3 separate regions of the Mus musculus genome follow, and all the other regions are linked to region 3. Evidence: chromatin contacts called from ENCODE Hi-C or POLR2A ChIA-PET data. All regions are on one chromosome and are shown on one strand. The core of a region is the stretch at or near the end of the contact, and the rest is flanking DNA. Distances in the headings are between cores, read along the strand shown.

The links. A loop is a pair of places that touch in the nucleus more often than their neighbours do. ChIA-PET counts read pairs that join two places held with the same protein, here RNA polymerase II (POLR2A).
Region 1: a map of Patski shows a loop between it and region 3 (2.7-fold over the local background). The contact joins the promoter of 9530052E02Rik here to the enhancer-like site in region 3. A Hi-C loop is called at or near these places in 7 of 37 maps with a recorded cell type or tissue (Patski, adrenal gland, gastrocnemius and 1 more). POLR2A ChIA-PET finds 5 or more read pairs at or near these places in 1 of 5 experiments (Patski).
Region 2: POLR2A ChIA-PET joins it to region 3 with 24 read pairs in Patski. The contact joins the promoter of 3930402G23Rik here to the enhancer-like site in region 3. A Hi-C loop is called at or near these places in 1 of 37 maps with a recorded cell type or tissue (heart). POLR2A ChIA-PET finds 5 or more read pairs at or near these places in 3 of 5 experiments (Patski and embryonic stem cell).

Annotation. Positions count from the first base shown.
Region 1 is chr8:11,005,927-11,010,275 of GRCm38, reverse strand. It overlaps 9530052E02Rik (RIKEN cDNA 9530052E02 gene), which reads right to left and starts at 2,426. Exons shown (of 5, transcript NR_046017.1): 1 at 2,265-2,426. Irs2 (insulin receptor substrate 2) reads left to right here and starts at 1,347. Exons shown (of 2, transcript NM_001081212.2): 1 at 1,347-4,349. The coding sequence starts at 1,846.
Region 2 is chr8:10,926,592-10,931,328 of GRCm38, reverse strand. 3930402G23Rik (RIKEN cDNA 3930402G23 gene) reads left to right here and starts at 2,872. Exons shown (of 4, transcript NR_135302.1): 1 at 2,872-3,060; 2 at 3,221-3,309; 3 at 3,808-4,044; 4 at 4,334-4,737.
Region 3 is chr8:10,963,360-10,967,945 of GRCm38, reverse strand. No RefSeq gene overlaps it. Among named protein-coding and RNA genes, the nearest start is that of 3930402G23Rik, 37 kb to the right of the region's middle. Within about 2 kb of position 2,550, at least 1 of the 3 ENCODE cell types and tissues checked has a DNase peak (open chromatin) inside an H3K27ac peak, as active enhancers do; it is heart, where a contact is called at or near this core.

The sequences.
Region 1 (4,349 bases), core at 1,177-3,676, 42 kb before region 3:
GTAAAGCATCTATGGTCTTCAGAATCACACTGTGCAATTATTTTTCTTAAACATGTCATTGTAATTGCTACAATGATTTGTAAATTATGCAGGGCATTCCACCGCGAACTTCCAGGACTCAGAACAAAATAACCAAGGTTAAATTGTAAGATAAACTCTGGTCCTGAATTGTTTCATTTAGATACTTTCTCCCTAGATGGGCAAGGGTTTGTTTTGTTTACGCATCCAGAGCAGGGTTCCAAGCCCGCCTTCCGTGAGCGCGGACCATTGCCCTTCCTAGCGGCCCTCACGCTGTCAGTTAGGAGAGAAGACATGCAGGTGCTTATTTGCCCTCGACTTTGAAAGTCACAAAGGCCACGTAGATAGAGAAATTCAAAGCAGCAGTTCAAGGGCATCTTTGGCTTGGCGCTGTGCCCGCGGCCGCGCTCCTAGGTTCGGCGACGCCCGCCCATAGCCCGGGTGCTGGGTGAACACGGTTTGGGGCGCGGGCCGGGAGCGGTGAGGGCGCGGGGCGTGGGGAGGACGCCCGCCAGCACTCGCTCCCAGCTCCCCGCTCCCGCCCAGGCCCGCCCTTTCCCGGCACTATGGAAACCGCATTTTCCTACGCCAGCACGCCCTCCTCCTCTCTCCTATTACATCCAGAACAGGCGACTTCCACTTCCCGGGAACCTGACAAGTGAATGGCTCTGATGACGCCCCGGAAAGAGCCCACGGCCGGGGGCGGACGCCTGCGGAGGGTGGGGCGGGTTCCGGGGCGCCCCTCGATCGGCTCGCCGCCGGGAAAAGGCACCGAGCTGCCATCGACCCGGAGCTCGCGGGCAACGATGCTCGTAAACAAGCCGGGCCGCGCGCCTGCCACCCACAGCGGGCACCGCCCTGCGCCGCGCGCCCACCCCGGCTGCTGGGGTCCGACCGCCGCCCCGCACCAGATCCGACCTCCCGCCCCCGTTCCCCCTCCGCGGCGGAAGCCTGGGGCCAGTTAGTGGGACGCGAGGCGGGAGCACAAACCCCGCACCCGCCTTCTCCACGGCGGGCTTCCCGCCTTGGGTGGCATCGCCCCCGCCCGCATCCACAACGAGCCCCTGATTAATGAGCCCGGCCCGGCCCCCGCCGAGCCCCGGCCCGGCCTCGGAGAGGGGGAGGGAGGGGACGGCGGGAAACGCAGCCCGGTGTCGGTCCGCCTCCCCCCCCCCCCCGTGCCTCACGCTCATTGGTCCGTCTCGCTGTCCGTCGGGGAACGCGGCGCCAATGCAGGGCTGCGGGGCGGGGCGTCCGCGCGAGTGTGCCTGCGTAACGCAGAGTCACGTGTTGTTTTGCTCTTAGTTCAGTCACTCGGTGCGCGATGTGTTACTCACTGTGCGGCGGGGACCGCGACAAGCCCGGGTCGTCGTTGGTGGCAGCAGCAGCAGCGGCAGCAACGGCAGCAGCGGCCCCAGTGGCAGTGTGGGCCCCGAGTGTCCGGACGCAGACCGTCGTCGCGCAGTGCAGAACGGTGGCAGCAGACGGGCCGCGCGCGTTCTAAGCTCGGCCCCGCGACTCGGGGACCCCGACTCTCGACCCAGCCAGCCAGTCCCCGGGCGCCGCCCGAGAGCCCGGGAAGCAGCGGCAGCGGACAGTCGAAGCGGGGGGGTGGCCATCGCCCGCACCGAGCATCCTTCGGAGCGGCGGAGGGCCCTGCGCCACCGAGCCGCGCGCGCCTCCTAGCCCACCGCCTGGGCCCGGGGGACGCGCGCGCGTGGCCGGGCGGCCGGGCGACGGGTGGCGGGGAGCCGCCCCCGCCCGCGCCCCTCGGCCCTCGCCATCCCCTGTTCGCCCAGCCGGGCAGAGAGACCTGAAGCGGCGGCGATGGCTAGCGCGCCCCTGCCTGGGCCCCCCGCGTCGGCGGGCGGGGACGGCCCGAACCTCAATAACAACAACAACAACAACAACCACAGCGTGCGCAAGTGCGGCTACCTGCGCAAGCAGAAGCACGGCCACAAGCGCTTTTTCGTGTTGCGCGGCCCCGGCACGGGCGGCGACGAGGCATCCGCGGCTGGGGGGTCGCCGCCGCAGCCTCCGCGGCTGGAGTACTACGAGAGCGAGAAGAAGTGGAGGAGCAAGGCGGGCGCGCCGAAGCGAGTGATCGCGCTCGACTGCTGTCTGAACATCAACAAGCGCGCGGACGCCAAGCACAAGTACCTGATCGCCCTCTACACCAAGGACGAGTACTTCGCTGTAGCGGCGGAGAACGAGCAGGAGCAGGAGGGCTGGTACCGCGCACTCACCGACTTGGTCAGCGAAGGCCGCTCTGGCGAGGGGGGCTCGGGCACCACCGGAGGCTCTTGCAGCGCCTCTCTCCCGGGCGTCCTGGGCGGCTCAGCGGGCGCCGCTGGCTGCGATGACAACTACGGGCTCGTGACACCCGCCACGGCCGTCTACCGCGAGGTGTGGCAGGTGAACCTGAAACCTAAGGGACTGGGCCAGAGCAAGAACCTGACTGGTGTATACCGCCTATGCCTGTCTGCGCGCACCATCGGCTTCGTGAAGCTCAATTGCGAACAGCCGTCGGTGACGCTGCAGCTTATGAACATTCGCCGCTGCGGCCACTCGGACAGCTTCTTCTTCATCGAGGTGGGCCGTTCGGCCGTCACCGGTCCCGGGGAGCTGTGGATGCAAGCCGACGACTCGGTGGTGGCGCAGAACATCCATGAGACCATCCTAGAAGCTATGAAGGCACTCAAAGAGCTCTTCGAGTTCCGGCCTCGCAGCAAGAGTCAGTCGTCCGGGTCGTCAGCCACGCATCCCATCAGCGTGCCGGGCGCGCGCCGCCACCACCACCTAGTCAACCTACCCCCTAGCCAGACCGGCCTGGTGCGCCGCTCGCGCACTGACAGCCTGGCGGCCACCCCCCCAGCAGCCAAGTGCACTTCGTGCCGGGTTCGTACGGCCAGCGAGGGCGACGGCGGCGCGGCAGGCGGGGCCGGGACGGCAGGAGGCAGGCCGATGTCGGTGGCAGGGAGCCCCCTGAGTCCCGGGCCGGTGCGCGCGCCCCTTAGCCGCTCGCACACCCTGAGCGCCGGCTGCGGAGGCCGCCCGAGCAAAGTGACTCTGGCGCCGGCAGGGGGAGCCCTGCAACACAGCCGCTCCATGTCCATGCCCGTGGCGCACTCACCTCCTGCAGCCACCAGCCCAGGCAGCCTGTCCTCCAGCAGTGGGCACGGCTCGGGCTCCTACCCGCTGCCACCTGGCTCCCACCCGCACCTGCCTCATCCACTGCATCACCCCCAAGGCCAGCGTCCGTCCAGCGGTAGTGCCTCCGCCTCGGGCTCCCCCAGCGACCCGGGTTTCATGTCCCTTGACGAGTATGGCTCCAGCCCTGGCGACCTGAGAGCCTTCAGTAGCCACAGGAGCAACACACCCGAGTCAATAGCGGAGACCCCGCCAGCCAGAGATGGCAGTGGGGGCGAACTCTATGGGTACATGAGCATGGATAGACCCCTGAGCCACTGTGGCCGCCCTTACCGTAGGGTCTCAGGGGATGGGGCCCAGGACCTGGATAGAGGACTGAGGAAGAGGACTTATTCCCTAACCACGCCTGCCAGGCAGCGGCAGGTACCTCAGCCTTCCTCTGCCTCTCTAGATGAATACACTCTCATGAGGGCCACCTTCTCTGGTAGTTCAGGTCGCCTCTGCCCATCCTTCCCTGCGTCCTCTCCCAAAGTGGCCTACAACCCTTACCCAGAGGACTATGGAGACATTGAGATTGGTTCTCACAAGAGTTCCAGCAGTAACCTGGGGGCAGATGATGGCTACATGCCCATGACCCCTGGGGCAGCCCTTAGGAGTGGTGGTCCCAATAGCTGCAAGAGCGATGACTACATGCCCATGAGCCCCACAAGCGTGTCTGCTCCCAAGCAGATCCTGCAGCCACGCTTGGCAGCGGCCTTGCCCCCTTCCGGAGCAGCCGTGCCAGCACCCCCTTCAGGGGTGGGCAGGACCTTCCCAGTAAACGGAGGTGGCTACAAAGCCAGCTCCCCAGCGGAGAGCTCCCCAGAAGACAGTGGGTACATGCGAATGTGGTGTGGCTCCAAGCTGTCTATGGAGAACCCAGACCCTAAGCTACTCCCCAACGGGGACTACCTCAACATGTCCCCCAGCGAGGCAGGCACTGCAGGGACCCCACCTGACTTCTCAGCAGCTTTGCGTGGAGGCAGTGAAGGCCTCAAAGGCATCCCGGGCCACTGCTACAGCTCTTTGCCCCGCTCTTATAAGGCTCCCTGTTCCTGCAGCGGAGACAATGACCAGTATGTGCTCATGAGCTCCCCTGTGGGCCGGATCTTGGAAGAGGAGAGACTGGAGCCCCAGGCCAC
Region 2 (4,737 bases), core at 1,623-4,122, 37 kb after region 3:
AAGATGGATGGTGTTATGTGCATCTTTACTACGTGAAACTCTTACTTCGCTCCACACCTTCATTATCTCTTGCCATTATTGCTCTCTCCCCATCTCCACTCCCAACCTCAGCCTCCTGTATCTTCCCAAACCAAGCTCACTGAGCATACCTGCTCTTAGGGCTCTTTCTTTGTGGTGTGGGTTTTCTTCCACCTGTTCACAACACCCTACAGGGATGCTCCCTGTTCTAGGGACAGCTTTGGTGTTTTGTAGAATCATCTACCTCCCCTGGCATCTCTTCTGCATCAGTGCCCACTTTCTAGCTGGTGTGTATATGTGGACTTTGCCACTCTTGGGCTATACGCTCCAGTGGCCAGGGCACATATTGCCGTTGCTTCATAGCAACATCCTTCCCACTCCAGATGTGTAAAAATAATAACCTGATAGCCCCGGGGACTCACAGATCCCACTCTGTTGTCTATGTCTCAGTGCAAGTTCATTTGTGGTTTTAGCATCTATGCAATAACATTAACAAAATCCAGAAGCCATATGCTGCTTTCACCTCTGCCTAAAATGTCTGAAGTGGAGGAGGCTACAGCCGTGGAAATTCATTGACGCAATGAACAGATGTCTATTAAATTCCAGGTATGTTCCAAGTATCGTGTGTTGACATGCCTTCCTGGGCCTCCCCAAGGCCCTGTCCTCAAGAACAATGTAACCTGGATTAGGAAGACAGGTCAGATGATTCTAAATGATGAAACTGCATAGGTCAGAGCAGCAAGAGGATAAGGCCAGGTAAGGTGAGGCCAGGTAAGGGGGGTGTTTCCTGCTGTCCTGGGACGTGGAAACTTAGATGGAGCTGTCAGGGAAGGCTTGTTTGAACACTCTGACAGACGAGGAGAGTTCATATTTTATGTTGTGAGTGTCAGGGGCACGGTGGAAAAGGATATATTTGAAATGTAATTTATACATGACATTTGTGTGAGTCATTGAATGTGACTAAACTATTTTTTTCTTGGCCCTACGTTATAACACTTCTAGAGATGATGGTGAAATTAATTGAAGAATGAGACAGAATATTTATAGCAAAGCTCACATTCATTCATTCATTCATTCATAAATCCACAGTAGATAGCTTAACTCTCTCTGAATCCATCTTAACTCTCTCTCTCTCTCAACACAAATTCTTTATTTAACAGTTTCGGGTCATCCCATGGGCTAAGTGGTAGAGATCCAGGACCCAGCAGCAAGGTCAGGGCAATCTGTGAGCTTCTCTTTCTGACTGCAGTAGGGTGAGCACATCACCCTCTGGAACAGGACTTTTTGACATTTCAGATGATAGAGTGGCTGGTGTCATCCATAAATTCCACTTGTACCTGCATGCACTGTCCCTGAGAACTAGTCCTGCCCAGCACTTTGGTTACCCTAGCCAGCTTGATCGGCTGCACCAGACTCTTGTCCTCAATGATGGAGATCTTGTGGAGACTCCATCTTAACTTTCACCTAAGAATCAGAGTACCTAGTGTCAACTTGTCAAACATGTCTGGGTGGATCCTCTGTCCTTAGCCCCCATCTCACCCACTGAGATGGTGTTTGGCTCTTGACTTTGGTCAATCTCTTTGATGGATCCTTCTAACTTTACTCAGTGTCTTGATTGTGACTAATTGATGCCTTAAGACACCAAATTCGTAACGTAGTGTACTGTTCACCAGCACAGCACTGCAGTTATAAAGCATAACATGTTTGTTTACAAAACAAATAGAGTTAAAACATGTAAGGCCATTGCATACCTGGATTCATATGCAGTTGTAGGAACAACACGAATCGACCCTGTGCCAAGTTTCTCCCAAGGGGGAGGGTTTGGAAAGCCATGGCACACAGATAGTACACAGGTTGTGCAAAGGGGCCACACTGTGGGTACCTGTACCTCGTATTTGGTTCTCTTTCCTGTGTGGGTTCACTTATCCGGTGTTCTGACAACACCAAGCCCTATCACACACACCCCCCTCCCAATCCTTCACTCCTGGAAAGTGTAATATGTCTTACACTTCTAAAATGGTTTCATTTTAAAAGTAGTGACCGAGATGGGTCTAGAGAGAAGTCTCAGTGGCTAGAAGGTTAAGCACACGATGCTATTCTTACAGATGATCGGGGTTCAGTTCCCAGAACCCACATCAGGTGGTTCACTGCTCCTTGTAAGCCCAGTTCCAGGGGATCCAAAGTTGTCTTTCAGAGTGAGTTCACAGGTCTTAAAGGACCCAAGAGGCAAGGCTGGGAATGTCGGGGAGCTGGAAGTTTCTGGCAGGGTTCCCACTGTCCTGGGAAGTGCTTTGTCTCCTTCTTGTCAGGGCAGCTTGGATGCCTTGAGAACAGCCCAGGGGACTGCCTGAGCTTGGGGAGAGCTGAGGCTCCATTGTCTACTGGCACCCCCCTTTCCTTTAGGCTTTCATCACAGACTCAGGGTGGTACTCACTAGGCCATCAAACTGTCTCCCCCTAGGTCTGTCCTAGGTTTCCAAGCAACAAGGAGATGCTTGGGCTTTTCCGCACTGTTTACGGAGGTGGACATCTGGGACGAGAGCCGAGGGCTCTGCCGTCATCAGGGCTCGGACCGACGTGCACACCCTGGGACGCAAAGCCAGCTTACCCAGGTTGGGAAATCAGCTTGTCCACAGAGCCAGATCCCCCTGGCAACGATCCCTCCCCTATAGACAGAGAAAGGCAAAGCCCCTGAGAGGAGCTCAGCGGAAAGTACATTTCATTGAGCCGGGGCTTGGTTACAAAATAGATAAACTTGCACCGTTTCCAGGCCAACGGGATTCAAGCTGCCGAGATGTTGACCAAGTTGGCCCTGCCTTCTGGAAGTCTCTGGCTCCACCGGAACGAGCTGTTTCATTGGGATAAGACCTCAAAGGGGAATGTGTGAGTGAGCCAGGAAATGAGTCGAACCAGGTCCCCCCAGAACATTTGATTGTAGTCCTGGGCATCCATCCAAATCCCAGGGGCCTTTGCCCCAGAAGAGATCATGGCTTACTGGTGACGCTGAATAGAGGTCATGAGCACAGTGTGACGAAGAAGCCAGGTGGGAGTCCTTGCTTCGATGCCCCTCTATAGGTTTTGTTACCTTTGTTAAGACGTAAATCATTCGATGTGGTGGGACCCGGCATGACTGTTTTCAGACTGTTCACAGAGCTGTGTAGTTGACACCGCAATTCAGTTTCAGAACGTTTTCCTTTTATCAGGCCAGGAGGAAACCCTGCATTCATGAAGTCACCCACAGTTCCATCTACTCCAGCCAACACCAGGATGCTTCACACCCATGGACGTGAAGGTACGTGGATTCGATCCCTTATGGGTGATTCATGCTTGCCTCCTGTGCCAGTGTGTTTGTGACTGCGTAATATTTTTGTACCTTCATTTTTAAAATCAGAAGTACAAACAACAAACGATCAAACGGAAGATGGTGGCCTTGATCATGCCAGCCCTGACGTAACAATGCCTAACTATAGATCACAATCCCTTTTGTGGCTTTGTTGAGTACCCCTTATTCGTTTATGCTGCACCTGGAGTTCACTCTCCTGCTGCTTGAGTGTGCTTGGCTAGCACTCTGGACTGTGTGTCTGCCACAGGTCTGCTTTGTCAGGTTATGTCTTTGGCTCATGAGTTTCTGAGCTCACTGTTGAGGGTTTGGGAGCATCTGGGTCTTGGGCAGTTCCAGTGAGAGGCTGATTATGCGTGTGGCTGTGAGTTCTTGGACTCAGTGTGAGAAGACTCCATCTTTAGCTTCAACTATTTGTTGAGAGAACACATCTATGTTCTCCCTCTATAGAGCTGCAGTCCTGTCACCCAAGGAACTGAACTGAGTAGCCAATGGCTCCATGCCACTGACAATTTATGGCGGAGGCAAGGATTCTACTTGGACATAGCAGGAGCAATACTAAGCCAGTGCCACCTCCCAGTGAGGCCTCCCATGGGCTCAGTCAAAGCACAGTATCATGGAGCCAAGTGGAGGACAGGCAGAGTCAGCCTGTCCTGTGAGTCCCAGTGGATTCCCTGGGTGGCAAAGGTACTACCACACGTTGCAGTTAGACCCTTGGGAGTCTCAGAGGAACTAACACGACCTCACTTTCCCCCAGATGTAGGGCTTCAGGAGCCTGCATAGAATACAGGAGGGGAGGGTGGAGCCCTCAGCACAGGATACCCAGCCTTTATGTCTCACGGGGTCAGGAGAGCAGGGTGCACAGGATCCTTGCTGCAGTAGCCTTACATTTCCCCATGAAGCTTGCAGGAAATTTGCAGACTCCCTAGTGTTGTGTTCCCTGCTCTCAGACCCGTTGTTGCCTTTCTTGCTACAGAACCAGGAACAATCACCGAGCTTGCCTCTGGGAAATCTGAACCAAGACATCCAGGAACCTGGACATGGATTGAACTATCTCTTCATTGTCAGTTACCACTTGCTAAGCACATCACCCCCAGATCTGTGTGAGGGGGTCAGGTGTGCTGGGGTGGAGAAGACAACACAGAGCAGCCTGGGATGGGAAGTCAGTCTCCTGGTGGTGGGAGTGGTAGATGCTTGTGGTTGTGCTGTCTCCTTTGAGTAAAAACTCCAGCTGCCAAGTGCTGCCTAGCCTCTGATAGTTGGCAGAGGCTCCTCCTGGCACCATGTGGGATGTGAACTTCCCCCTCAATTCCTGGATTTATTTTGGGATAATGGGCTGTGGAAAGGTTACAGAAGGCTGAGTCTGGCCTGAAAATGAAG
Region 3 (4,586 bases), core at 1,301-3,800:
CGTAGCCTGTAAACATATGGGTACCTGAGACATGTAAATTGTAAACTTCAGCGTTTTAACAGCATAAACGTCAGCGTGAGCCGTTGTTGTATAATTATGAAAATCCCACATAAGTATAAATATTTTAATGCAGCAGCAGACGGCAGTTTCCTTTATCTGAACGCAGGCTTATTACAGGTCAGCTGCACTTTTCCTCAAACACCATCATTACGGATCGAGAGCCTGTCTTTTTTTTTTTTTTTTTTTTTTTTTAGCAGACTCTCTTATGCTCCATTCTCCTGGATTTTTCTGGTTTAGCACAGGCTGTGGAGCCAAGGTTTTTTTTTTTTTTTTTTTTTTTTTGTTGTTGTTGTTGTTGTTGTTGTTCACCAGAAGTGAGGTGATGTGGGCATATAGGAAGTGACCCTTGTGACTGTTTCATGAGTCTACCCCAGGCCCACAGTATATGTCCTCAGTGCTCGGAGGAATCCTTGGTTTTCTGTTTCTGGGATAGAAGACAGAGACAAAGCAAACTGGGAGAGAAAAGTTCACAGCTCACATTTTATCAGCTCACAGTACAGCCTGCCATAGTGAGGAAATCAAGACAGGAGCTTGAAGCAGCTGGGCACACGGTAGCCACAATCAAGACATGGAGTGAGCCCAGGCTGCCCTCCACTCAGCTCCTGTTTTATTCTGAAGAGGTCAGTTCAGGAACTTTAGAAAATTCCTCTGGACCCCTCCCCTCCTGGAAGTGAAAGGTCATAAAGAACATAGGCACCCCTCCCTCTGCAAGGGAGGGACTAGTTACCTTACTCAGACCACAGGGAGGAGGGACTGACCACTGGCCACCTGTGGGTAGGGGTAGACACATTCCATGACTGTTGGCCACCCACTTCATTCCCTATAGACCAATCAGTTTAAAAGTCACACTGTTCTGCCAATCACATTGTGCCTAATGGCTGCTGCCTGGAGAACTGTATAAAGGCTGGCCAGACAGGCTGTGCATGGTCATTCTCTCTCTCCATGTGCAGGGTGACCCCAACATGTTGGAACAATAAATTCCTCTTGCTTTTAGCATCCATTCCAGGTTCTGAGTCGTTCACTCAGTGAGTCCCCAGTAAGCTAAGGCTCACCAGAGACTTACAATATAACCCAGATCCCCTGCCCAGGGAACGGTCCTGCCCACGGTGAAGATGGGTTCTCCCACATCAGTGGGCATGGGCGAAGGGAATCTCCCACAGGTATGCTCAGAGGCCCATCCTTGGATGATGATAGATTTTGCCAAGCTGATAGTTAACAGTCGCTATCATACACAGCCACTCAGCAGGCTAGCTAAAGCCTTAAGTTCAGCGAAGAGCCATCACAACCTACAGTCTACACAGGCAGTGAAACTGGCGTGACTCACTGCTTGCTTTGACCTGCACCCGTGATCTGAGCAGGCAGTGGAGGTTCACTGTCAGAGGGAAGATGTGGAGAAAATGAACCAGGTAGTGGCCTCAGCTACCCAATTCCCTTTCTTCTGTAACAAGGTTCCCTCGGTGTGGTTCCTATGTACATCTTTTCTTTTGGGAGGGAGGGAGGGAGGGAGGGAGGGGGTGTCATTTTCAAAATGAAGTCTGAGTAGGAGCTCAGTGCCTTGCACATTCAAGGTAGGCGCTCTGCCAGTGTGCCAGACACCCCAGTCCCCTTTCACTCACTTTTCAACAGAGGAATGTATCTGTCTGTCTGTCTGTATGTATGTCAGTTTGTCTTTTTCTTTCCTTTTTTTCTCTCCTCCTCCCTCCTTCCCTCCCTCTTCTCCTCCCTCCTTCCCTCTCTTCTCCCCTCCCTCCTCCCCTTCTCCTTCTTCCATCCCCCTCCCCTCCCTTTCGCCTCCACTCCACCCCTCTTCCTCCCCCTCCCTCTCTGCCTTCTCCCTCCCTTCTCCCTCCCTCCTTCCCCATCCTACTTCCCCTCCCTCCCCCTCCTCCCTCCCCCTTTCCTTTCTTCATTGTTGGGATTCTGTGCACACACTCCTAATCTTTCCTCCCACTCTTATCTCACAGTATTACTAAGTCACCTTCCTTAGCTGGGTCTTAATATATCACCACAGTGACTCCTACAGTAAAAGGAACAATCCCTTTGAACCCTAAGACAGGTGAATGACCTTTTGAAATACACACACACACACACACACACACACACAGTGGTGCAATGCAGCCAGGTACACCAAGTGATTGACAGCTGAATAAAAAGTGCTTTTCTCAATTGAGGTCCACCTGCCAGAGCAAGGCTGGCAGCGGGAAAATTCTTGCACATTCCCCTGAGTGTCTGTCATCGCTAATATTGAGGCTGTGTGTATGGGTGAGTAGTCACTGCTGTGATATTTAAAGAGCCTTGTTCTTTTATTTTTTTTTCCTTCCTGGAATAGAGAACCAAGAGAACAGAGTTTTACAGACTGAAAACGAGAAACAAACAGAACAGCGCCTCATTCTTCAGAGTAAACAGAGCAAAGGCCAGCGGTGGCAGATGCAGCCAAGAGCTGGCTCTGTGCAGACAAAGAGCAGATTATGAAAACAAAACTCTATCCGCTGAAATCATTGCCTTTAATTACCGACCCAGGAGCTTCGTTTAATGCTTCCCTTTTACACAGACGTTTGGAGCAAATGATGCTCAGAAGCAGGAGTCAGAAAACAAGATTGTTCCATGGACTGAGTAGGGGGAAGCTGGAGGTGACACAGATGTGTCCCCCCTTCTCTTGGTCTGCTTGGATGACTCTTCCTTTAAAGTCCTGCAGAGACCCCTCCTCTACATCAATATTTGCTCATTTCTTCCGTAGATTTAAAAATCTACACGGTCATCTTATTGCCACCAATGCACAGGACACCGACTTCAGCTCCTTCTCTTATACTGATACTGGGGACACGAAGTGGGTTCTGCCCAGGTCTCAAGTTTGGAAGATCAAATAGCAACAGTACACATTGCCTCTGTGGCCGTTGTGGCCTCTGTTCTGCTTTTTAGCCACAGTTCCGGACACACCACAGCTCAGAAAACTCCCCTTGGGGTGGGGTGCTCCGTCTGTCTCCTCTCCTCCCACAGCCTGAGCGAGCATACTGTGTGAATGACTAAGTTGTGAATGACTGATGGACCGATGTAGAAATGGGCCCAAATGGCTGCACTTGGGTTTTAAAAGAGATAGCAAAATTCTGTCCTCTAGCCGACCAGCAGAGAGAGAACAGGTCATCTGTGAGATGGTGCCAAAGAAACACTTGCAGCCCTGTGCCAGCACTAGCCTTCCCCTGGCTCACTGATGCCTGAGAACTGAGAGATCCTTCCTGGACTGTTGGACTATGCGAGGCTAACTCTGAGGAGGGGACTTTGTGTCTAACAAGCTGTGAGGTACTATTAAAGATGGAGTAAGATCCCCAGGGCCGCTGCTTGTCTTTTCCTGGGATCACTGGCCCTTCGAAACCCTGGGACACGTCTCCTTTCATGGGTTTGTAAACAGAATCCAGCACAGATTTCAGGTGTTGAGCTACCATAGATGGTACCAAATTCCTTGAACTCTAAAGATACATTCTTGCTTTGGACTCCACCCCAAGTTTTTGTAAATGTGATACAACGCACTGGGTGGTTTCTAAGAAGAGGTAATGTCCCTCTCTGTAGGTAAAAGTTAATGGAGAGTTGCTAAGTTACATTTGATGCTGTGTTTGAAATACTAGTTACCGTTTCTAAGAATAAGACTAACCTTGGATGCAGTCTTTGGCAGTGGCGGTTAACACTGTGATTGGATCTCCACCGCAGTGGTCATGGTTCTCTGTCTCCCCTCCCCTCCCCTCCCCTCCCCTCCCCTCCCCTCTCCCTCCCCTCCCCTCCCCTCCCCTCTCCTCTCTCTTCTCTCTTTTCTCTCTCATCCTCACTGAGATTTTCTCTCCCTTCTCTCCTCTCAATGCCTTCTCCACCTCCCCTCTGCCTCCCCCCACCATTCACCCCTAATGACTACAGACAATGACTACTAATGTGTGTGGTTATATGTATGTGACATGACTTGTGGTACTTTGTGAGTGTGTACACTGCACACCCATGCACGCCCACTGACATCTCATTTCTTTAGACACGTGTTTCTTTTCATCTCAATAAAATATTTGTCTTAAAAAACTGCATACTTGACATGGTTAGGGGGCTGATTCCAGAGATTTCTCGCTGGGAAGACAGACAATTAAGCATCTCTCCGGCCCACAGCGCTGTTTGCTGCCTTCTGCCTTCTCAAGGCCGACTCCTTAAACTGTGTGTCGTGAGTCAAACATGGATGGAAACAGGACACTTGCAAGCAGGAACAAAGCAAAAAGCCTTGGACAAGCAGCACCCAGACATTAATTCACAATTATCCATGTAATGAATCTGAGGTGACTGAAGCCTTGGATCTAAGGACCATACGTGTATCCATGTGTAGCACGTGACATCACACCATACAAGGCCAACAAATGCTCCCGAAATACATCAGCTCAGATTCAAGTCTACTCCATGCTGTGAGCTGCATGTTTTGACTGTGTTTTTAAAGGAACATAAAGTTTTAATTATGGGAAACGAATACTTTTCATATTTCCCTACTGTCATATAAGTATTGG